Linked DNA regions of Mus musculus: regions 2 and 3 are each linked to region 1. A link is a loop called in an ENCODE intact Hi-C map of the cell type or tissue named here. Cell type or tissue: heart. All regions are shown on one strand. Links, peaks and the distances in the headings refer to the core of each region. The heading gives the core; the rest is flanking DNA.

Region 1 (8,031 bases), core at 1,670-6,669:
TTCTCCCTTATAAATATTGATAGCTGGAAGTTCTCCTTTATGGCTAACTTAAAGTGTTACTGCTGTAAGTAACTGCTTTTAGAGTCATAAAGAATAACAAGGGTCTCAGCAAATACAAGCAAGGCTTGTACAGTCTTGGAATACCGTTCCCCCAGGGGCAGGGCCAAGTACTTCGCAGTTGAGGCATTTCCAGGAAGCCTGATTGCTTTCTGGTGGCATGGTCCCAGTGGATGAAGGGCTGTGCTAAGCTCAGTCAGCCTCCTTCACAAATGACCACATTTGATGGGAGCTTCCTCCACCCCTACCCCGCAAACAATGCAGGCAGTGGGGTAACTTAGTGCAGATTGTATAAAACCTACGGAAGACCCCATCTTACTGCAACCAGGAACTTTACAGCAGAGCAGTGCTCTGGGAAATCTGGATGGCTAAGCCTCCTATCTCTTCCAGTCTTTGGTAACTTCCCTGTATTGCTCATGATGGTCAAAACCTATTCTGCCTGCCTGCATGCCTGTCCATCATCCTCCACCTTATTTTTTGAAACAGGGTCTTTCACTGACCCTGGAGCTCACTGATTCGGCTACCTGGGGGGCTGGGGGGGGGGAAGGCTCGCAGATAAACACCAGGGATCCTCCTGCTGGCTCCCCACACTCCAGTGGGGGAGTTGCAGACACATGTTGCCCTGCCTAGCTTCTATACCTGGGGAATGGGGAGGGCTTTGAAATCCAAACTCAGGTCCCCAGCTTACACAACAAGCATTTTACCACTGAGCCAACTCCCCGGCCCCAAATCCGTGGTGTTTTATGGATGCTATCCTCCATAGTCATTTATTAAAATATTTCAAAGCATTTTCATAGAGTGCGTGGGTACTGTGTAAACATCAATAACAATTCTCTCACTTCAGGCCTGCCAGAGCCAGCAGCCTGCCATCAGTCACTTGTGGGGTACCTGGAAGGATTACACGGGTATACTCAGCTCCTCTGACTCTCAGGGAGGCTTTGGGCCAAGTCCCTTCCATAGAGCAGCTGTGGTACCATTGGTCATCTGCCTCCCATCTGGTGGTGCCCCAGCAGGAAAGTTGCTGGGTGGCAAGGAGAGCTCATAAACCATCAGGGAAGAGCGGTGACAGTGGTGGGCTGTCTCCGCAAAGACCCATGGGCCTCCACTCCACCTGGCTTACCTCGAACCCAAGTCCCCTGGAACTGTGGGCAGGAGCTGGAGAAGCCCTGACACCCATTCCTAGTCGAAGACCAAGACAGCTAGGAGAAGAGTTTTTCCAGATGTTGGCTCTTGGCTACTGCACACTTAGGTCTGGTTTGGGGGTTGGAGGCAAAGGTCTTCAGTGGTAGGGCAGAAACTCTTCGGTCCCTGTTGTCTCTAGGAAAGATTGGAGGGATGGCTCTCAGTTTTGACCACAGGCCATGAGTGAACCCAGGTCACAGGAAAGAACCATGAGAACCAGTCTCAAGGCTCAGAGTTTGACCCTGAGGCCAACCAGGTTCTGCTGCCCAGCCAGAAATGGCATCAACCCTTCTGTGAATCCTCTCCTCTCTTCTGATCTCTGCAGCTGATCTGGTCACGGGGACTTGGTGGAGTTCTACCTAACACCTGCCAAATCCACCTATTCAGGTGACTGTGCTCACATGGCGTCTCCTCTTCACTCTAGAAGCCTTTGTCTGAGGTACAGGAGGACAGAGGAAAGGACAGGAGGGGACAATAGGAGAGGCACAGCTCGTAGCTCCAGAGGCCCAGCACTGTGGTAGTGGGAAGAAGAAAGACAGGGGACAATGGCAGTCCCACAGAGGTGGTATGGAAACAGAAGGGCCTTGAAGAATGATACCCCAATCCTCAAACTAGCAGAACAAGAGTAGGTTGAGCACGTCCAGGAGGCTCTAGCTCCCAAAAGCCACCATGAGAAATATCAGGTCCCAAGGCCTCTTCATATAAGTGTGTCTGAGCCAGGAGTGATACAGTGGAAGAAAAGTCGCATTATCCAGTTCCAAGGATGCTCGTTCAGGATGGGAATGATCATGACCTTCCGTCCCTCCCTCATAATGCCTCAGCCTGGGTTCCCCCACCTCCCAGGCAAAATCCCCAGATCTCACCCACTGCCCTGTACTCCAGCTTGGTGTTCATGGTGAGCTCTCACAGGGACCTCCTTCCTGGGGGCCTGTCAGAGCAAGCTCGGTACACAATCAATGGAGTTTCTCGGCAGCAGCTGGCAAGTGCTTTCAATGAATTGGAAAATCTGGTTGATGTGTCCTAAAGTCTAGTGCTTACAAGAAGGCTTGGGTGTGGGAAGTACTTTTCAGTTAGGCCTGACTTTTCTGTCTCCCGCCATCCTCCTCTCTGTGCTCCAGAGGTTTTTTTTTTTTTTTTTTTTTTTTTTTTTTTTTTTAAAGTTAAAATGTGGCACATCTTTTATTAATATCTTGTAAGACATGCTTCCTCAAGTAAATGGTTCTTTGCCTTAGGGATCAATGTGATAGTTGGAGGGGTGCTTGAGTTTATGTGTGGGTCTGTTGAGGGAGTGGGGAGGAGAAGGATGCTGGGCCGGTGTTTACTGACGATGCTCACCTGTGCAAAGTGTGCTTGCATTTTATTACAAGTATATCTTGCATCACAGGTACACACGCATACAGCTGTGCCTCCTCTTGTGCCCTATTGAGACACCCAGTCTCTGGGTGTCTCAAATATCTATGGTCTGTCTACATGAACAGACAGGGGACCAGAGGGCTGCCAAAATGCCCCTAACTCACCAAGACCCCCTGCAGGTCGGGAAGTGTACTGGCTGGTTTGTGTGTCAACTTGACACAGCTGGAGTTATCACAGAGAAAGGAGCCTCCCTTGAGGAAATGTCTTCGTGAGATTCAGCTGTAAGGCATTTTCTCAATTAGTGATCAAGTGGGGCAGTCCCCTTGTGGGTGGGACCATCCCTGGGCTGGTAGTCTTGAGTTCTATAAGAGAGCAGGCTGAGCAAGCCAGGGGAAGCAAGCCAGTAAGGAATATCCCTCCATGGCCTCGGCATCAGCTCCTGCTTCCTGACCTGCTTGAGTTCCAGTCCTGACTTCCTTGGTGATGAACAGCAATGTGGAAGTGTAAGCTGAATAAATCCTTTCCTCCCCAACTTGCTTCTTGGTCATGATGTTTGTGCAGGAATAGAAACCCTGACTAAGACAGGGAGGTACATGTTTCTAAGGGTTCCCCTTATCTTCCTTTTCTCTCTTCCCTCTCTGGTATCTTCCAGAAATAGTCCCCTTCCTCCTGCTTCTCCACAGAGTCAGATAGAGAAGTATGCTTGACAAGAATTCAGAGCTGCAGTCCTTAAAGCAGAAAGGCCTAGAAACCAATGCCAGCCACCCATTCTGTGGATGGGCATACTGAGGCTCAAAGACACAAAGGATTTTTTCTCCTATGTGCCCAGAGAGGTCCTTGCAGAGCCAAGACCACAGCTTGGTTTCCCCCATCCTATCACACCACCTTGTCTTCAGTGCAGGAAACCTTCCTCCCACTCAGGTCAGAGCTGCGGTGTAGTGTTGCTGATGAGCATGGCTGTTCAAGGAGATGGTCGCAGCATCTGCAGGTGATGCTCACACTAACTGTCTCAAGGACATGGTGACCAGGTAGCCTTCCTCCTCAAGGAGCAGAAAGAAGGCAGCAGCAGGGATTGGAATGGGACGGTCTGCCTGTCAGTCAACCTAGTCCCCTGAGTCCCCCAGACATGGCTCTGGCATGCCAGAGGGCTGAGGCCAGTATGCTCTACGAAAGAACTGAGAGAAAGGTACAAACCCAGGCTTGAGCCCTGGAAGGGACTTTAGAGATGATCAATTTTTAAATAATCTCCGCTTCATATTCAGAAACTTGACACACAAGGGCTTGGTGACCTGCCCAAAGAAACATGGAGAGATCGCCAAGTTTATAAACCCTGCCCCTCCACCCCACTCCCACCCTATTAGGAATTGATGCTTCTCTGCTCCTCTGGGAACAGTCTGACCTGTGCTCAGATGAAATGCTAATCCTGAGCGACTCACCGATGTGGTCAGTACGCTCTGAAGCCCCGCCCCCTCTTCTCCGTTTTCTTCCCCAAGCCACTCTGCTTCCTTAAAGGCAGAACAGATGAGGAAGGCACACACACAGATGTGCCAGGATCTGCAGCTGGCAGGCTCGGAAGCCCTCTCTCTTAAGCATTGCTCCACCCTAGCCTGCACCAGTAGCAAAGAAGTAAAGACCTCGCGGATGAATGAGAACGGGGCGGTGGGAAACCCAATTCGTTCTCCAAGGACACGAGCGCCCTCTGCTGTTCGCATGATGAATTACGGATTCGGACTAAACCGCATGAACGCAGCAGCTAAGTCTCACCAAATCAAGAGGGTTGCAGCCACCACCACCACCACCACCACCACCACCACCACCACCACCACCAACAACAACAACAACAACAACAACAACAACAACAACAACAACAACAACAACAACAACAACAACACATAACTAAAGAAAAGACCAATAAAAGTGAGACCCAAAGTGGAATCTGGGAGGAGAAAAGCTGCCTGAGTTCTTCTATGTGGACCTTCGAGCAAAGTTCAAGGTCCTGCCCATTCCCCATTTACCCGCTTTGTGCTCCCCAGGTATTTTCTAGTTTGATTTCAAAGCAAGCTGTGTAGTGATTTGGGGGTAGGGGGAGCCTACTTACTCCACAACCTCTTGAGTTCTGAGAGTTTATAAATATTCACCTTGGCAACTTTGAGCACAGATCAAAGCTACAGTAGATAGGATGAAGGACTAGAACGCTGGGATACAGCTCCATGGCTGTCACTTCCTACTCGTGTTGGACCTTTCTGTGCCTCGCTCTCCTCATCTGTAGAATGGGTCTTCTGAGTCCTAGGGAATTCCCTTAGGTAACAGATGGTGCAGTTTTGGCAAGCCAGGGTGGAGAGATCCGATTCAGGCCCCCGACCCTTATCAGTTTTCTTCCCTGTTTTGTGAGCAGTAGTGAGGTAAAGGGGTTACAGAGATAGGACACTGTCTTGCTCCATTTCTCCACATGGGTGACCACAGAGCAAGGCCTCTGGTAATTCTATTGCAGCCTTGGCGATTTACTGAGCTCCTATTAGTAGGCAAGGCCTGCTGTGTAAATTCTGCGGGCTCCTGAGGACTGGTGCTCAGGAAGACAGGAGGGCACAGAGTAGAGATCCCAGAACAGCATAGGAGCCTTGAGATTGGAGCCTGGGAGGCCAAGGACAGGCCAGCTTCCTCTGAGTCTAGCATTTCCCGAGGCCAGCCCTGAAATGACTTTCCTTGTCTAAAAGGTCAAGGTCATGGGCTTGGGGGTGTAGTGCTGTAAGGCAGAGCGCTACCATGTGTGTCTCCCGACAGCTGCTCTGTCTCCTGGTCTCAGTGACAACACAGCCGTTAAGGAGACCTCGCCCGTGATCGGTGTGGAGGATGCGCGTACATTATCATATGATCATGGCATTCGTCAGCGATCCCTTTCCTATTTTCTGCATGAGGCTCCCTTATTTGAATGTGTTTCCTCAACAGAAATGAGAACTCTTCTTTGTCCCTTCTTCGGTCCCAGAGCTGTGGTGGGGCGGGGATATCCCAGGTGCATCTGCGAGGAAGCTTCCAGAGGGACCCAGAATGCTATTACTGAAGGCTAAATGTTCCGTGGCTAAAAGCTGCTGTAGCAATCTTGGCATCCACTCTGTTTGAATGGGTACATTACTGTAATGTCCCATTGCTGCCGTCAGCACGCAGAGGGCTGGGCTATTTGTAACCGCTGAGACGCCTGAGCAGCAACATAAAGATCAAATGGTAGAGACTTCCTCTGCCTCAGCTGAGACAACCAGGCTCAGGGCTTTGAATTTGGCCGGCCACCTACCTCAGAAGCTGTGGCCCAGGGCTTCTGGTGTGTGGGAGCGCTACGGGGAGAGGAGGGTGGTAAGACAGGGTGGGCTAGAGAGAGAAAATAAGGGGAGAGGGCAGAGGCAAGGTGTGGACCCAGGAGCGAAGACTTCGGCATAACTCCACCCCCACGCTCCTGAACCCTGTCCTGAAGCCACCATCTGCCCCCTATCCAGCCCCCTCTGCCCCTCAGATCAGGTCGATGACTTCAAGGTGTTCAGGAGAGCAGCTGCAGGTTTCTACCCCTGCTATCACACACAGAAGAAGATGCAAAACCAGTCGCTCCCCCAAGGTCCAATGTGGGTGCAGGGAGGGCTGGGGGACTTTTAGTGTTCTGGATGGAATTTAGAAGGTGAGAGGAGATGAAAATACGGTAGGAGGGATCAATATGTCAAGATCATGTTACCACGCACTCAAGGCTACTTCTGCCTTATGTGGCGTTAAACCTCCCCGCCCCACACACCACCACCACCACCACCACCCCACCCCGCCAAGTCGTTATGTGGTCTGGTTGTTCCTGTCCGTGGGTCCCCATCCACACCCTGGGAGTTCATATGAGCTTTGATCATGTTGATTTAAAGGGGCTTGTTTTCTTGGCCTCCTCTGTCCCCTCTGGCTCTTACCCCCTCTCTGCTTCCTCTTCCTCGGGGTTCCCTGGGGGGGGGGACTTGATGGAGACACCCCATGTAGGGATGAGTGCCTCTGATCTTCTCTATACACTGCCAGCTGACACCCTTATGGCTGTGTGGTGGTGTGTGATACCTCCCCTCCCCCGTTTACACACAGTCTCCTCTAGCCAGGCTGTGCCTTTCAGCCTAGGTGTGCTGGTGGCCACTTCACTTCTGTCCCTCCCGTGTCCTATCACATCACCAGGATTCTTCCCAACCCATACTCATCGAATTTACTTATTTGTGTGTGTGCACACACACATACACACACTTTTGTGCATGCACAAGTCCATGCACAACTGTACCCTGGTGCTTGTGTGGAGGCCAGAGAACAACTTAGAAAAATCATTTCTCTCTTTTGACCCATATGGGTCTGGTATTCAAACTCGGGCAGTCAGGCTTGGCAGCATCACCTGCTGAGCCACTTCACCAGTCCCTCATTCTTATATAATTATGGCAATTTATATACAGTGTAATGGTAATTACCTTAGCCAAGCCACTCTTGTGCAATATGGCAGCACTAAGTACAACTCTGGTGGTACACAAGCGCCATCACTATCTATACCCAAAGATTTCCGTCATCTATAACACAGCTAAACACTGCAAACTGTCAGTCCCCATTCCCTCTTCTGCGCTCCCCCATCATCCAAACTCTGCATCCTCCCTCTGTGGGTTTGACTTCCCTAGGACCCTCACCTGGGTAAACTCCGAGTCAATTCACCATCTCATGCCTGACTCATTTCACCTAGTGCAATGCTTCCAAGATCCATCCATGTTGTACCACATATCACTTTGCCGTACCAAATTTTCACTGATAGTCACATAGCCAATTAAGATCCCACTGTAAACCACACTTCTCCATTCATGCACCAGTGAGCGCCTAGATGATTCCAGGCTTCTAGCTATGGTGAATAATGAATGCTGCCGTAGACACAGGTGTAGGAGAAATTCCGTTCGAGTCTCTGCTTTCAGGTTTTCTGACTGTAAACTTAGGAATGGAAGCACTGGGCAGGTGCTATCTCCGCGTGTGTTTCTGAGGAGCTGCCAAAGTGTTTCCCAATGACGTCACACCATTTACACTGTCACCAGCCATGTGGGGCTCCAGTTTCCTCACGTCGGGACCAACACTTGCTAATTTCCTTTTATTTTTATTATTATAATTATGATGATGATGATTATGGTTATTCTTATAGATATGAATTTGATGATATAGGAGGAAGAGCTTGCAGGCTCCGCCTCTCTGTGATGATCTTGGAGGAGGAGCTTGCAGTCCCCGCCTTGGAGAAGGAGCTTGCAGTCCCCGCCAAGGAGCTTGCAGTCCCCCCCTCTCTGGAAATTTCATTCTAAGCTTGACTCCTCTCGACACAGAGGGCCCTTATTTGGATTGTCCTGACTTTTCAGCCCATTGAGTATAACCTATGTACTTTGAAGATTGACAGCTCCTGGAGGAGAGGAATTGTCT
Region 2 (8,031 bases), core at 1,118-6,117, 540 kb before region 1:
CTAACCACATGACCCACAAATGCTCATGGACCAGGCACAGATCTCTCTCTGCAACTTAAGCCTGGGGATAATGCCCCTGGGCTCTACCCCTCTTGGAGGCAGGCACCATTTCCCTTCTACTCTCTCTGAGAGATTAGTGGCCCACCACCTAATCAGTTTACCTCTGACTTGCGCCCACTTTGGCCTAGAGATGATGACAGAGAGCAGCCATTTAGCTGCCAAATGCTCTGACAATAGCCCAGATGGACAGCATCTCCGACATCAAGAGTGGTTTCTTCTTCCTCCGGAGTGGGGGAGGGGGCAATGGGTCTCCCACTTGGTCTTTTTCAAGTGTTTCCTGCATCTGCCTTTAATTTTCATGCCTTTTGCTTTCTGACCCTGCTTCCCGGCAGCCAGGCTAAGTGTGATTCCCATAATTAGCTTAGTGATAATTTAATCTCTGGGTTTTAAATTTGATTGTTTTTTGAGGGACTTGGGTCTGGGGATGGGGGAAGGAGACCTTTGCTTTTGAATGAACTCTTTCTCTGTCTAGAGGCAGAGGTGAAGGAAGTAGCTGGGTGGATGGGGATGGGAGGGGGATACAGTGACAGACTGTGTGGCTCATGGGTAGAGTTTGGAGGAGAGGCTGAGATAGAGACCATTCTCTCTCTCTCTCTCTCTGTCTGTCTCTCTCTCTCTGTCTCTCTCTTTCTCCTGCTCACTCTTTTTAGAATTTTTCCCTTTCTTTGTTCTCATTTTTCCCCCTAAAAGTTCAAGGGCATGTGGGTATATTCACACACACAAGAGCTGTTAGCTGCTCAAAAAATAAAATAAAATAAAATAAAATAAAATAAAATAAAATAAAATAAAAATAGGAAAGCAAAGGTTAAGACTGAAGCATAAGGGAGGATTTGGGTTTGATTACCCAGCACTGCATAAGCTTGGTGTTGTGACACATACCTGTTACCCCAGAACCCGGGAAAAGGATGCAGGAGGAGCTAGATTCCAGTTCCATCTGGGAGACATGAAGCCCTCTTTTTTTTTTTTTTTTAAGCTTAAAATAGGAAAACGGTGCCTTCCTTAGGCATTCATACAATTGTTCTCTTAAGCTGCAGAAAGATAAAGACGAGCCAGGGGTGTCGCTGAATGCCATGCCACTGCCTCCCGATTCTAAGGCACTTAGCTCTGTCTAAGCATCTGCTTGGGTCTGTATCTGCAGCTGGCCATGCATCTGAACTGTTTATAGTCAAACCTGGGTGTTGTGGAAATCGTGTGACAGCTGGAAAATCTCAACTTTGTTTGTGGCTACACCTCAGGTTTGAGACAAATTGATTACATACATGTTCCAACTTTCTCCTCTTGTATGATAAAGCCATCGATTGTTATTTGTTTAGCTTGTGTGTGCACACGTGTGTAGGTGTGTGTGTGTGTGTGTGTGTGTGTGTGTGTGTGTGTGTGTCAAGGCCTGTGGAGGATGTCAGTTGTCTTGCTCCCTACTTTATTCCTTTGAGACAGGGTCTTTTACTGGTGTTCACTGGCCTTCTGGTCAAGCTAACTGGCACGTGAGCCCACAGATCATATTGGAGCTACAGAGGTTCATAGTCCATGCCCAGTTTTTTAACATGGCTGCTGGGAATCTGAACCCACGTCCTCCTGCTTGCATGCCATGCACTCTTCACTACTCCCCAGACCCTGTAGACTGTTTGTTTGCTTTTTATACAGCAGGAGAAAATATAAAAGAGGATAGCAAATATCTCTGACTTTCTTTGTATGGTATAGCTCTAAGGAGCAACTTCAACCTTCAGGGATATGAACAGCCGTGTGAATTGGGGTGAGGTAGGACAGCAGAGTGTAGGAAATCCTCAGAGGTCAGCATAACCAGGGGACAATCAGAAGCTCCAAATAGATGCCTTAGCCAGCCCTTATGGGGCTGGGTGGGAGTGGGAGTGGTGTGTGTGTGTGTGTGTGTGTATCCTAGGGAAGAAGAGGCCATGTGACTCAGCTGAGCAGCCCTCTGGGTCCCTGTGGCAGGGAGGCATTGTTCCTGGAACCAATGACCTGGGAGAAGGAGACAGGCAGAGCTCAGGAAGCTGAGACTCTGGACTCCCTCCTCCACTTCCCATAGCCCGGAAACAAGGCCCTAGATTTATAAGTTTATGCTTAATTAAGAGAACAGAAAAAAAAATATCATTTTGACTTTTAAGAATAAATGTAGAACAATCCAGACTAATTTTAATTCTCCCTCTAAAGCGTCAAGACCCCAGGTGGTGTGACCTTGACACAGTACTGGCCTTTTCCTCTGTGCCTTACCCTGTGCCTTACCCTGTGGGACCTTCTGCTGGCTAACTGTCTGCACTATCGTTCATCCTGGCTCTGTATCTTACCACCTTTCTTTGAAGCTTTGAACTCTTCACCTGCAAAAGTGCTGTCCACCCTACTCTCTTGCCTGTGACACTCTCCTCTCTTTTGTAACATCGCTCACATTGCCCCCCGGCAGAAGGACTTAGACCTTGGTGATCACCCCAACTTCTCAGTGTGTTTTGATTTCTCTGACAGCCCCTCAATTATGTGTCCTGGGTGATTCCCAGGAATGGCATTGATCAAACCGAAGGCCTTTGTTCTTGGGAATTGATTTCCTCTAATGTGACTGAAACTGACATGGGGTGGCCCTGGTGTGTTGAGATGTGAGCCTGGCCTTTCTTAGGTGACAACATCTATTTCTCATCACTTCCCATCCCCTTTAATAGCATAATATGCATTGCACTTTAGGGTGGGACCTACCTCCTAGAAATAGCTGCTTATTTTGTCCTTTTTTGCAAGTGTCAAGTCCATTCTCTTGAGTGACTTTCATGCCATCCTCCCTCCATCAGAAAGGTTTGTGGTTGCAGAGGTTGGAGCCAAGAAACCTTACTCCAGCTGAAGAACTGTCCTGGCACCATGACCCAGTGGTTGGAACCCTCGTAAATGTTTTACTCCAGGATCTGCAAACCGAAAGCCTCACTGTGACACATACTAAGAAACCTTGGGGGAACTGGTCAGCAAGTCACCAGCAGGGCAAGCCAGAAAGGGAAGCTTATCTCAGTGGAAGAACTTGAAAGTTTGCAGTTGTGACAAGTTTCCATTCTTTTCTGTAAAGGACAAGGGAGATTGTCCTCTTTGTTGGGCTTATATTATTGGCAGGAGGCAGAGCAATGGGCTCCAGCCACTTCTGCCTTCTGCCCACTGTTGTATCTATAAATACTCCACCACATAATATCCTGATGGGGTAGGGAGGGACTTGCTGGGACATGGGCCATATCTCTACAGTGAGAATGCTTGGCACTGCTTGTTCTTCATCCAGATCTTAGCAGTTCTGATCATCTGTGGACTTGCTGTGAGCCTTCAGCTTCATTGCCCAGGTCTGGGAGACCCTGGGAAGTTCAGGGTGTCCATGTCTCAGCTCCTTCAGCCTGCCACCTGCTGGCCACACTCTGGCCACTGCTCCTCATGGGCTTAGTGTCCCTCTAAGGGGAACTTTTTGCCTGCCACCTATGTTGTAGGGGCCAGTAGTGTCTGTCACTTCTCAGCTTGTCCAAGTGATGTTTCCCTGAGCACTCTGAGGCCCTGAGGCTGCTCTGCAAGATGAGATCATTGGTGCTAAATTTATCTCTGCTGACAGCCCGGAACTGGGTTCCAGGGCCCCTGCCTGGCTTGGGAGGTAGTCAGCCAGGAGGGGGATGGGTAGGTCTGCGGAATGATCTGCCCTAGCTTTTGCTGTGATCACTGTTGTCTGGTGAGAGGAGCTTTCTTTCTTCCTTAGACAATTCTTCCCGCTGTCTTTTGATCCTACGGGGTTCTCTGTATCAAGCGTTTGCTTTTCTACTCATAGCAGATCTTGGCAGCTTACAGGGTCAGTCTGAAGCTTAGGTAAGATGATACAGAAGATATTGAAAACAAAACAACACCACCACCACAATAAAACAAAAACAAGGGCAGGTTTGAGGAACCCTTTAGAGATGGGTATTTCATGTTTGGAACAATTGACCAGGATAAACATTAAAACTAACAAGCAAGAGTCAGTGAGGAAAATATTTCTGAGCAAGGCAAGATCTGGCTTTGTGCTTACAAAGACCTTTCTGTAGTCCAAGAAAAAGAAATGAAAATATGGAAAAAATTTGTTAAAAGCAAGTATGAGGGAAGGGAAGGGAATCTTAGGGGTGTGTGTGGGGGGGGAAGAGAAATGCCAGGTTGACTCCGACTGACCTCTTGGGAGATAGCAGAGGGGCTTAAAGCTAACAACTTCCTTGAGTTTCCTACTAAGCACAGGTGCTGAGAAACCCATGCCCACACACGTGGCTTTGATGCTTGGCTTATCAGACAAGGTTCGAAATGCTGCAGGTATGTCCTGCTGGGTGGTTTAAGATGGCACAGTATGTTTAAGAGTCTGGAAAATAAACAAGCAAGCAAATAACAAGGTAGGGAGTGCTGTACAAGGTGAGCCAGCACACATACGTCCTGCTTTGCTCTCCTTTGAATGCAGTCACTGGGAGCCTAACGCAGGAAGGGTAATCGGGTGGGTGACTGGGATCAGAGGGTGAGAGTTCTGCTCCCCCTGCCCCTCCCTCCATTTTGGCAAATACTTTAGAGTTCCAGGAGTTAGTAACAAGAGCTGGTGGGTCCTTGAACAAACCAGACCCCCAAGAACTCAAAGGGAAGATAGAGCTCTGCTCCCTGCCAGGGGGCTGAATGAGAGCTAACTTCTAGGTCATCCCTAGGGGTTCCAACAGAGGCAGAAGAGCTTTTCTGCTGGAAATCTCAAGTCAGTAGCCCCTTCAGGGGAGCCCAAGGACAAGGAGAGGGTGGGACCTGCCTCACCATGGACCAGCAATATGCTAGGTTCCTACTGCTGTGAATACATTTCAGGGGCTTGCTGAGTTAAGGCCAATGCTATTGTCTTACTGCCTAGAGGTCAGAATGCCACACAGGTGTCACTGGGCTAAAACTAAGGTGCTAGCAGGGCTTCCTTTCTACCTAGAGGCTCTTGAGGGCAATCTGTTTCCTGGCCTGCAACTGCTGGTAGAGGCCCTCACATTCCTTGGCCAGTGCTGTCCTGCTCCATCCCTAAAGCCAACAGCATTGCGCCTCTCCTACTTTCTTCCATTGCCTTGGCTCCCTGTGACCATAGCCAGGAAAAGGCCTTTGATTTTATGCCCTGATGTGATCTAAGCATGCCTATCATGTAGGGTGCTCTCTCTCTACCTCAAGGTCCTTAACCTTGTCACCTTCTAAGTCCCCTTTGATATGTCAGGTGGCATACAGTCTGTGCAGATCAGAGAGACTGAGGGGTTCTAGATTCTTCCCACCACAAGCAGAGGGTCCTATACAACTCCTGAAGAATTGCCAATGAGACTGTGAGGTTGGACATCTCAGGGGATGGACTTGAGAGACAGAGAGATAGTGGGCTAAGTTTTTACAGAGCCTGAGGATCCTGCCAAATTTTCTGTAGTTCCCAAGTATAGTACTTGAGGTTCTCTGATAGAAGCTAGATGAGAGAGAGTTCCCCCAACTTGTTGAGCCACGCAAGCCACCCTAGTTGAATCATTAGCTCTATCCTAGGCATTGGTCTCTTTCTTAGGCATTGAGTAAGAGTTCCCAACCTCTGTGGAGGTCTCATCGACTGGACTTGAGGTTTCACTGTATGTAGGACTGAAGGCTTTCTCCTGGTGTCTGGAGAGATTTCATAATGAAAGCTACTAGAATTCTCCCTGCTGTCCAGATTGCTTGTGGAGCAGCTTCTGAAGATCTGGGGTAGACAGTATCAGCAGGCAAGGCTGGGGATGACTGCTGCAGATAGTGTTCCTGTCCTCAAGGGGAGACTCCACTAATCCCGGTTATTTACTGTCAAGGGAAACCTGATGTCCATGCTCACATTGGCCGACTTGGTTTTCATTTTCTTCCCCTCACTTACTGGTGCCACTGCCATCTTGTAGTGACATTTACCACTAAGCGAGACATGGCGTACTAGATCACTGAAGGTTTTTGGTTCTTGGGAGGCAGGCAGAGCAGGTGGAAGGACTTATGCATCAAGACCCTGGGCAAGTATATTGGAAGAAGGACTCTAGACCACTTTCTTATTGAACGTAGGCCCTCTGTCTAATCTTCTACCTTGTTGCTGAGCCCTGTTTGGGGGATGGGTAAGTACCACTGACAAGTTGTGGATGCAGACTTCAATCACTGGAGTGAAGACTAACTCTGTGCCACTAGGTAAGCTCACTGCTGAGGCCGGTTCTGCTAAAGAGGCAGGAACCACTTTTAATCACTCAGGGCCGGGGAAGGGAAGAAAAGAGATGCAAAACAAAAGGAGAAAGCAGCTGCCATCTGCTGGGCCCTGGGTCACAACACTGTATACACAAACAGCGTAAGGATTTCATAGCAGCCCTGCGAGGTGAGTGGGCTGCTTCAGCCCTCATGAGGAAGATACTTTATATCCAGGTTAGTCACGTACCAAACTTCAAGGCCCATATCCTTTTGCAGACAAGGTAGGGGAGAAGGAGGTGGGGGTCAGAGCCCAGTATGGCTTTACATTAAATACTAATTTTTTTTTTTTTTTGTAGATCAAGTTTGTAGCATACAAGGGAGCCATTGGTACCAATACTTCAGTTAGGCTCCAAGCTGGATACTCTGGGCCTCTTGGGGTTTCTGAGCTCCAGGGAGGGAGGGGCCTTTTCTCTCAGTGCTGGTTGGAAGCTCTGGACTCTAGCCATGGCTTCTATACTCACAAGACTAAGTATACTCCGTTTCGGTCAGGCTCATGGAAAAATGGAAATGAGCATCTGACATCTTATGTAACTTCTTTTCTCCTCAAATGTGTAACAGTGTGTGCATAAATAGAGTGTATGTGTGTGTGAGTGTAGGGGGGTTGTTCCTGGAAAAGCTCAAGGGGACCTGCGTGCCGTTTTTAGCCTGTTATTTTCAGCCCTCTTCTGCCTCTCTTCTCCTCTCCCCCTGACTCTATCACTTCTGTAGTAAAAGGTACAGAAGTTACCAGTGGCCTAGTCCTGAAAGGAGACTTACAAGCGTCGTTGGCACTTCCAGCCACCTCTGCCATTTCTTCTTTTGCACATCACTCTGTGAATTCCCCATTTGATCTGGGATCTTTTGGTTGTGAGGTCTGACACCCTTTTCCTTCAGAGTTCACTGGGATTGGAAGGGCATGGCATTAACAATATCAAGGAAAAATGGTTTGCACAGAATATTAGATGTAGGTGTATGAACATTAGTGATGTCTTCAGACATGAATAGTATTTAAAGTTTTCAGTGCTACCCAGCGTGTGTGCGCACATGGTTGGAAGCCTTGGCAGATGGAATGTACATCTTTTTCTAGCTCTGACATAATTACTTCAGGGCCATCTTAGGCACAGTTGAAGTGAGGTGACTAGGGTTTGTGCCACTTTTTCCAGAGTTAAGGAGCAGCAGAGACGCTTCCAAATCAGGGACATAAAGATTGATCAGAGAATAGACTTTGGTATACTCAGGAAACCAGTTAAGAAATCAGTTGGAACCATGTGTGCATGAACACATGAGAGCTGAGCACGGCTATCTCTAACAGTGTTAATAGGAATAGGTGCTTCCTGAGGTCGGAGAGATTTGGAGCACCTTGACTTTACAAAGTGATTTGAGGATCCCATAGCCAAGAAGCCATACTTCTAGTGACCCCCAAATAGTGTATGCCACTACTTGGTCATCACTGTTGTTAATAAAAACGATATTTGAAGTATTAGAAAGTCCCAAACAACCCTCTCTCATGCCACCTACGTGGACAGTCTCTTATCTCTTAAGTGCTCATGGAACTTGGCTTAGAGTCTGTGTCCCTGAATCCAGAATCTTTCCAGACCATGGGCTTTCCAGACCTTTGTTGCTCTCTGTGTTAATTCTTCCCACTGTCTTGAAGTCCAGAACACATGTCTGGGAATCTTACCTCCCAGGGAGTCTTGGGGAGTGTAACTGATCCAGGTTTAGGAGTCACAGACTCAAGGAGCGAAGTTATCTGAAACAGGGCCATTCTATAACCAC
Region 3 (8,031 bases), core at 1,118-6,117, 650 kb before region 1:
CCATAGACGCAGGCATCTGAAATCTTAGTTGTCAGTTGGTGCTGCTGTTTGGGGAGGTTTAGAGGATGTGGCCTTGCTGGAAGAAGTATGTCACTGCAGGGTGGGCTTTAAGATTTCAAATCCACATACCACCTAAAGTTGCTCTCTGCTTTCTGCTTGTGGTTTAAGATGTGAGTGCTCAGCTTGCTGCTCCATGCCTGCCTGCTGCTTAGCTTTCCCTACATAACGGTGATGGACTCTCAGCCTCTAAAACCATAAACTCCAATAAATATATCCTTCTATAAGTTGACTTGGCCGTGGTGTTTTATTACAGCAACAGGAAAGCATCCACGAACAGATTTACATGTTGGTCTTCCTGGGTAGCCTGAGCCAGGTAATGTCAATAGGCTTTGCTTTGATGTTCTGGTTGGAGAAAATAAGTCACAATCACTCGACAGAGCAAGAATACAGTCGCTTAAATATAGAACTTGGAAAAATAGCCTGTAGAAAAGTGTATATTAATATTCTCTCTAAAAGTGACACGCTGGCAGAATAGAAGCCATGAGTTAGGCTGGTGCTGTTGGCACCTCTGATAACTGCTGGATTCAGTCTGAATGGGTGTTGGAGGCTTGGTCCCCAGTAGATGGACCAGTACAGTGGTGGCACACCACTGATAAGAAGTGGAGCCTTGTGGGGAGTCCCTAGGTCACTGGAGTCTTTGCCCTTAGGAAGCATTGTGACTGCTCTCCCGAGACACCTGAATTAGTTCTTGAAAGAGTGTTGTTAAAAGAGAACAACTATGGTTGTTCCCCAGTCTCTTTGGCTTTCTACAGGTCATGTGACCTCTCCTCTTTGAGTGCTCTGATGATTACGGTGTTTTCCCCGTGGGACCCTTTCAAAGGCTGGGATAGTGCTGCCATTGTGCTCTTGAACCTACAGAACCAAGAGCTAAATAGACCTCTTTTCTTTATAGTTACTAGCCTTGGCCACTATATTATAGCAACAGAAGATGAACTAATACAGGTGGAATTTGTCACCTGAATGGCTGGCAAGGTGATATGAACCAAATACCCTTTCCCAGGCCTGTCATTGGGCCTCTCTTGTGCTATGCCAGGAGATGCTTAATAAAACCGTCCCTAGTTGTAATGTGTGCTTGTTGTGCTGTACATATTTCCACGGTGTCTTATTTCCAGGTGCCACCATGGCGTCACCGAATGCAGTGATGGGGAGAGATAGGCATGATTGGCTCTCCTCCATCCTTACATGGCACCACACATGATTGCAGCCTTGGGCCCTTGTTCCCCTGAATTCCATGGAATGTGTAACATTTGCAAGTCTGTCAGGAGGGGAATTTTAGGAGGGACTCCTCTAAAAACAAGGACTGGAAATGGACCTGGTCATGGGAACAGAGGCAGGAGAACAGGGCCTGTCACCGAGCCCTAGAGGGAGATATCGAAGGGGAAAGGACTAGCAAGGGTCTCAGAATTGACCCAGAACCTATCTGAGGGAGTTGTCAGGGCTTTCTTTCTCCTCTGACCCAGAATAGGCACGGTCTCCTTTTCTCCTGCTCATAATTTCATTTCTCCCTTTCCCCCTTTCCCCAGCCTCTGGGTTTTGGTATACATTGGGAGTAAGGGGTTGAAGAAGGGTCTTGTTATTTAGTTCCAGTTCATTCACTGGGTTGTGTTGTCCAGAATGTCCTTGAATTTCCCACCCTCGTGCTCAGCCTGCTGAGTGCTGTGCTTGCAGATGTGTGCCGCCACATCTAGCTCTGGTCTCATCCTTGTGCACGACTGGTGCAGCCTCCTGAGATCTCTACAAGCTTTCCAGGGCCGAGCAGAGAAGGCATAGGGACATCCTTGTGGAAAGTTGTGGGAAAGAAAATGAAACTACTGGCCGCTAGCCTTGCTCCCTGCCTCCTCCCCATCTTTACTATACCTTCTAGCCACAAGAAACGGCTGGCCCCCCAGTCTGTCCCTTTCACTTGTGGTGTGGTGAGCACCAAGATCATCTGCAGGTAAAGCTTGGAGGGAGAGGCCGCGAGGGGAATAGTGTTCTGCAGATGCAAGGTCTCACACTAGGGTCCCACTCAAGCTGGTTTCCAGAAGGCTCTCTCGGTCAGGGGCTGGAGCCAGACAGCTCATTAAAATGAATAGGACCTAGCAGGCCTTCTGCATCGCTCTTGGACGTCTCTGATTGCTGACAGTCTGGAACTGATGACAGCCCACTTCAAGTGAACACTGGACTCGAACGTTCTCCGTGTTTTGCCTCCCAGACCCTTGGATGGATTTTGCCATTTTTGTTTAACACATTGAGAGGTGCTGAGACCTTAACCCCAGAGTCCTGCAGGGAGATCCCACCAGGGTGTGAATAGGAGCTCAGCCCTGCCCCGTATTAGGAGAGCAGGCGTGAAGCATGCCCCCCTCTTCCTTCTTATCCTAAAGCCAAATGGGCTCAGAAAACAAGAGTAAAAGGCTAATGAGGCCAGAGCAATGATTTGTTCTCCATGACCTCACTGCATTGGATGCGCATTGCTGCGTGACACATCACCTCCAAAGCACTACCATAAAGCGCCGTCTCACCCCTGCTCTAGAGTGTCTTGGACTTCACTGAAGACTCCAAAGGCTAGATTCAAGTGTCTATACTTTCTGTAGAAAGCCATGAGTCCTGACACATCTGGACTCTGCTGTTTCTGGCCGGTAGACTTAGGCCATTTCTGTCCTTCTCCTATCTCTGCTCACACTACCGCATCCTCTAACAGTTCAATTTTACTACTGGAACAAAATGTCTGCCAGTCGGTTGAAAGAGAAAGAAGAATGCTACAGAGTAGAGAGTAGATCAAGGAGGTTATGGAGGAGAGAGGGAACACTGGGACCCTGGTTGAGGGACATAGGAGCTGTTTCTAAGCCCAGAGGACAAAGATCCCTTGTGTCTGTGTACACATGCGGCTAGATGAGAGTCATTCTCTTTACCTTTGTATATCTCCCTGTGGTCTAACAATCCATGGCAGAGCTGCAACACTGGCTGTGAGCAGCAGTATAGACAGGCAGAGGTGTCCTTAAGAAGCCACTGCATAGCTGGTAATACCAAGATGTTTTTTTCCCCACCAAATGACTGATGCATGTAATGAGGAACCCTGTGGAAAATAACATGGTCATCTCCTAAGTGCACTAACCACAGGTCAGAGGGCAGGGAACCCTTCTCATGGAGGAGACCCAGAGGGAGTTGACAGTGATGGCCAAAGCATGAGATGAGTAGAGAGGAGTTAGGGTCAGATGTTAATATCTGCAGTCATTTACACCCATGGGCTATGAGGCAGGGGCAGTTTGGGTCCCAAGACTATCACAACTATGCTAACAGGGATGATCCATCCTCACTGTCACAAGGGAATCCATTTCTCTCTGCAATGGCTCAGTACCTGGAAGATAGACCCATGTGTTCTAGGCTTAGTTAACCTCTTAGTGATGTGAGGGAAATATTCTTGAATGGGCTGAGAATCTGTAAATTGGCTGTTGATCTTTGAAATGGCAGTTTCCAAGAAATGCTCACATTGAGAACTGCTGGAGTGTCTGGAGGCCATCTGGTGACACACCTTGATAGCAGGGGTCCATTCTGTCTGTCTGCAGTTCTGTCCTGGCCCGGGTAGTTTGGGGACGCCAGAAACTGTTCTCAGTTACATTTGGGATAAAGTCGATAATTATGCTCTCCTGCAGGTGGCGCCACAATGTAGGTTTTCAAGCAGCCTTAGGCCAGAGGGTTTTTTATCCAGAGCACAGAGCAGGACCCAGGTCTGGGACTACTCTTGTGGGAAAGAAGTCCCTGCAGCGCTACCAGGCTCCAGCAATTTGTTTAATAAACAACCCTGGCTTTTATCAATGAAAACTGTGACCCTGTTCCTGAGCTGATGAAATGGTGGAAGCTAAGTGAAGGGGAAGTTAGGAGTCTTCTCTCGCCCTTAAACCTGGCTCTTTTAGTCAGCTATCATGAGAGATGAGCCAGTATGTTTCTCCCAAAATCTGGCAAAGGACCACAGCCAAAATCTCACAAAAATAGCTTCTTTAGAAAACAGGGCTCTAGGAAACAATGTGCCATTTAACTTCTTCCTCGGTGGCCATGGAGCCAGACACTGCCACCAGGCCAGTATGGTGAGTGACTCACAGACCCGTGGTGAGCAGAGAACAGCCCGACTGCCCAGTGTATATCTCTCTTCACCTTCATCAGCTGGTGGGGGCGGGGCGGGGGGAGTGTGAGAGCTCGGAGGGCTTGCAGCAAGTGTAGAAGAAGCGTGACCTGGACCACTACACAGAGCTGCCTTTTCCAGGCTACTAATTCATGGGAAGAGCCAGGGAAGCTAAGGGCTTGCCTCCCTGTATTGTACCCCTGGAGAAACAGATACTTTCCTGAGACAGGGAATGCAGACTCCTTTCATACACACTGCATTAGAGTTTCAAATCAGGCTCATAGGGCTTGTATTTCTTGTGAATGCCACTGCAATGAGAAGGTATAAATGTGGCGGGCACGCAAGGGAAGGCCACTGAAGCGCACACCTGTGCGAATGATAGTGGTGGTCAATAGTAAAGTCAAGGAGTAAGACAGTCGACCTTACCCATCCCCCCGCCCCCATCCTAGAGTTGAGGAAACCTTCAATAGGCCATCAAGTCTCTTGCTGTGGCTAGTTTGACCCTTTCTGCCATTCTTACAATGGTGGGAAGCTGTAACTGTTTCCAGCCTGCCTTCCCCCTGTGGTATTCAATAGAAGTCAAGAAAGGCAAAGGCAGCGTGAGGGAAGGCCCTATTAAGAAGAGGAGGACAGGCAGGGGCTGCACCTGTCCTTTGTTGGTCCAGCTTTCTGCACATTCTTTCCCTGTCACTGGCCTCTGTCATTACTCTTCAGGTACCACACAATGCTGACTCCTCTGAATGAAAACAAATGATTGCACACACTAGGCAGGAGATAAAGAACAATAAGCACATTTTGTTTGCTACCTCTAGAAAAAAAAAAGTCTGACTTCTGGTCCATCCATCAGGACACACACACACACACACACACACACACACACACACACACGCACTACAAGGGGCAGAAAAGACATCTAGGCAGGGTGACAAAGACTTGCTTGGATGATTGGCTGAGAAGGGCTTAGAGTAAGTTCTTACTTCCTCTCCCTTTGAGCATTTTCACATAAGTCCCCTACAGCCAACTGACAATCGGATCTCCTGTATCCTTTAGTGAAGTGCATTATTTAAGCAGCCTGGTGGGTTTTCTGTGGGGCTTTTAGGCTGTCACTTCTGGGGTGAGCCTGTTATGAAGGTGTCATGTGCCAATTTCAGGAGACTCTTCTGAGTGAGTTTAGGCCCTGGTGAGGCAAGCCTTACTAAGACCTGTGGGGACAGCTTCCTTTGATTTTGCATGAGTGTCTCTGAGGCGTCATGTCAGACAGACACTTGGCCCCGGGGCTCCCTTAGTTCTGGAAGGAGGATGTCAAAGCAGCAGCAACATGGAGTTATTGTTCTGTGTTTCTCTGGGCTTGTGAAACTAACTTGATATTGTGTGCTTATCTTGGGTCTGGGATCCAGCGTTTCAGAGAAGAGAGGAGCCAGATCAATGTATTACAGGGAGCTAATAAGATAACCCTTGCTGTCTTCTGGGCCATGCGATGCTCAGCAGACAACCAGAGCCTAACAGGGCTCCATGCTGTCTCCTGGAACACCCTGTAACTAGAGAAATGTCTGGCTGGCTGGCTTCTTCATGCTTACACTTGATTCATTGTGTCCTTCTGGTGGGAGCACTTTCAACAAGGTCCTGGGTGGTAAGTCCAACCCGACCCAAGTGTGCTACCTGCCCGGAAGCTTGTCCAACTTGTCACCTCGAAAGTCTACCGAGGGTATAACTTTGATGTTTGTGAAAACATTACCCCTATAAGAAGGGGAAGGAATTTATACCACTGTCAACCTTTTCCTAGTAAGCAGATTCTGAGAGGTTTTGGTGGGAGGGACAGTTATGCGCAGGAAGTGACTGAGGTTGAAGAAAGTGTCATGGGAGAGTGGGTCAGGAACCCCAAACCATAAGCTCCTGGAGAGGTCTTTCTTTGATGAATGGCTAGTCTTACTGAACTTGGCTGACAGAGCCATTTCCTTGAACTTAGCATGCAGAGTTGGGTAGACAAATAGGTGGGCATCCTTTTGAAAATTGTTTTATTTTTATTTATTTATTTTGGTCGTTGGGCTCATTAACTGGAGGGGGTCTTTGTAGAGATATTCTAGATAGTGCAGCCTCACCTATTTCCCTGCCTGCCAGATGCTCTCTCAATTTAAGCAACCTCTGGATTTCTTCCTTTGGGCTTCTGAAACTATTCTGATGTTGGCAATGTCTGGGTTATGTTTAGGACATGGCCCAGGACCTAGGGCTTCAGAGACAGTGAAGCAAGGTCAGCCTCTGGACAGATCAGGTTACCTAACAAGCTCTGTGGCATTGGCCATTCATTTCTGTCCTAGGACTAGAAGAAACCTTGGGTTTGGGCATCCTCTAGTGCTCTGTGTAGGATTACCTTGGTTGGTGGGGCTGGACAGGGATTCTAGGTTAGGAATGGATGTATGTTTGGCTGGTGTCTGTTAGGAACACCCAGAAGTGCCTCTGACCGCCTGCACCACATGCCTGCTTGGGAGTATGCCCCGATCCAAGTGCACTTGGTGGCACCATATATGCACCACTCTGCCCTGTGTCTCCACCGCCAGGGTGACTCGAGGAAGCCAAGAAGACCCAGGGGGTGTCTGCAAACGTCCACACTGGGGAAGAGCAGGCGGGCCAGTGGCGGCAGCGTGCGGGGAAGCGCCCCCTGCCCCCTCTGCCGGCCGCTCTACCTTGGTCTAGATGTCAGTCGCGAGCTCCGAGCCAGCTAGCGAGCCAGAGAGGGAGCGGCGGCGGCGGCGGCAGCGGCGGCGGCGGCGGCGGGCCGCGGGCGGCGGGGAGGGGAGGAGGCGAGGAGAGGGAGGGAGGAAGGGAAGCAGGGAGGGCGGGAGGGAGGAGAGGAGGACCCAGAGAGCGCCAGGCAGCTGGAGTTTTTGCAGCGCTTGGCCGGGCTTCAATGCACAGCAGCAGCGAGCCGCGGCGGCAGCAGGCAGCCCGGGAGCTCCGGCGGCGGCCGAGCCAGCGGCGGCCCCGCTCCCTGCCCCCTGCAAACTTTGCGAGCAGCCCGCCCGGGGGGCCGGGGACGCGCCTGGGAGGCTCGGCTTGGACTACGGCCGCGCTCTTGGCCGCCGCAGCGCTAGCCGCCGCCGTCGCTGCTACCACCGCAGCTCCGCGCCTCCCCGGGGAGCTGCCGGCGGCTTCCGAGGCCCCCCAGCCCCGGCCCCTGGGCACTGCCCGGCTAGTCCCCGGCCAGGGTTGGGGGCGACAGCGGCGCAGCCAGCCCCGGGCTGCCAGGGGGTGGCCGTCACTGCCCAGGGAGGCGCGCAGAGGATCGGAGAGCGCTCCCCGGCGGGTCCCCAACGTACTCGCCGCCGCGCCCGGGCAGCGGCCCGACCCGGCTAGCATGGGCGGCGCGGAGTGACGCCGCCGTGCCCGCTTGGCATCAAGGACATTCAGCCCGCGGGGGTGGGGACGAAGGGGGGCAGCCCCGCGTCGCCGCCGCAGCCCCTGAGAGCCACCGCTGTCGCTGCTTGGGCTCCGGGGCTGGATGGAAGCTAGGGGTGCTTGGAATTGATCTTCATTTCCTGACCTTTTTGTTGGACATTACGCCCACCTTGGACGCTGCAAGAGGAGCTGTCAAGCCCGGCAGGCTCTGATTTGGCCCCCTCCGTTTTTCTCTGCTGCTCGTGGCTTCCCCGTGCCTCGGTGGAGTATTTGCGTTCGGGGCTGGGGCTGGAGGAGGCAGCCACACGCGCGCACACGCACACGTTCAGAGGAGGGCGAGAGGCAGCGGTACAGGCACCATCTGCAGTGTCAATGCGGCGCTGGGGCTGAAGGAGGGAAACGCCGCGCTTCCAGGTAAGGAGCCGCCGGCCGGGCACAGGGCCAGCTGGGCAGAGCGGGCGGAGGTGGCGAGTCCGGTC

The links. Hi-C counts contacts between places; a loop is a spot of excess contacts. Peaks named below come from ENCODE experiments on the same cell type or tissue, not always from the same donor. Only the 100,000 strongest peaks of a DNase experiment are listed, where the experiment ranks them.
Region 2: a loop joins it to region 1, with 2.7 times the contacts of the local background. A loop is called at or near these places in 2 of 42 quality-filtered maps.
Region 3: it touches region 1 in a loop (10-fold over the local background); 28 of 42 quality-filtered maps call a loop at or near these places.

The regions. Positions count from the first base shown.
Region 1 is chr6:31,934,608-31,942,638 of GRCm38, reverse strand. No RefSeq gene overlaps it. Among named protein-coding and RNA genes, the nearest start is that of Gm31894, 79 kb to the left of the region's middle. In heart, for the core only: a CTCF peak has its summit at 4,270 (motif pointing left); a DNase peak (open chromatin) is centred at 4,148; H3K4me3 peaks cover 630 bases; H3K27ac peaks cover 342 bases; H3K27me3 peaks cover 1,768 bases.
Region 2 is chr6:32,474,911-32,482,941 of GRCm38, reverse strand. All of the region lies in intron 3 of Plxna4 (plexin A4), which reads left to right. Among named protein-coding and RNA genes, the nearest start is that of Plxna4os1, 32 kb to the left of the region's middle. In heart, for the core only: a CTCF peak has its summit at 3,440 (motif pointing left); DNase peaks (open chromatin) are centred at 1,991 and 3,571; H3K4me3 peaks cover 448 bases; H3K27ac peaks cover 4,841 bases.
Region 3 is chr6:32,587,239-32,595,269 of GRCm38, reverse strand. Plxna4 (plexin A4) reads left to right here and starts at 7,078. Exons shown (of 32, transcript NM_175750.3): 1 at 7,078-7,966. In heart, for the core only: a CTCF peak has its summit at 3,681 (motif pointing right); a DNase peak (open chromatin) is centred at 3,699.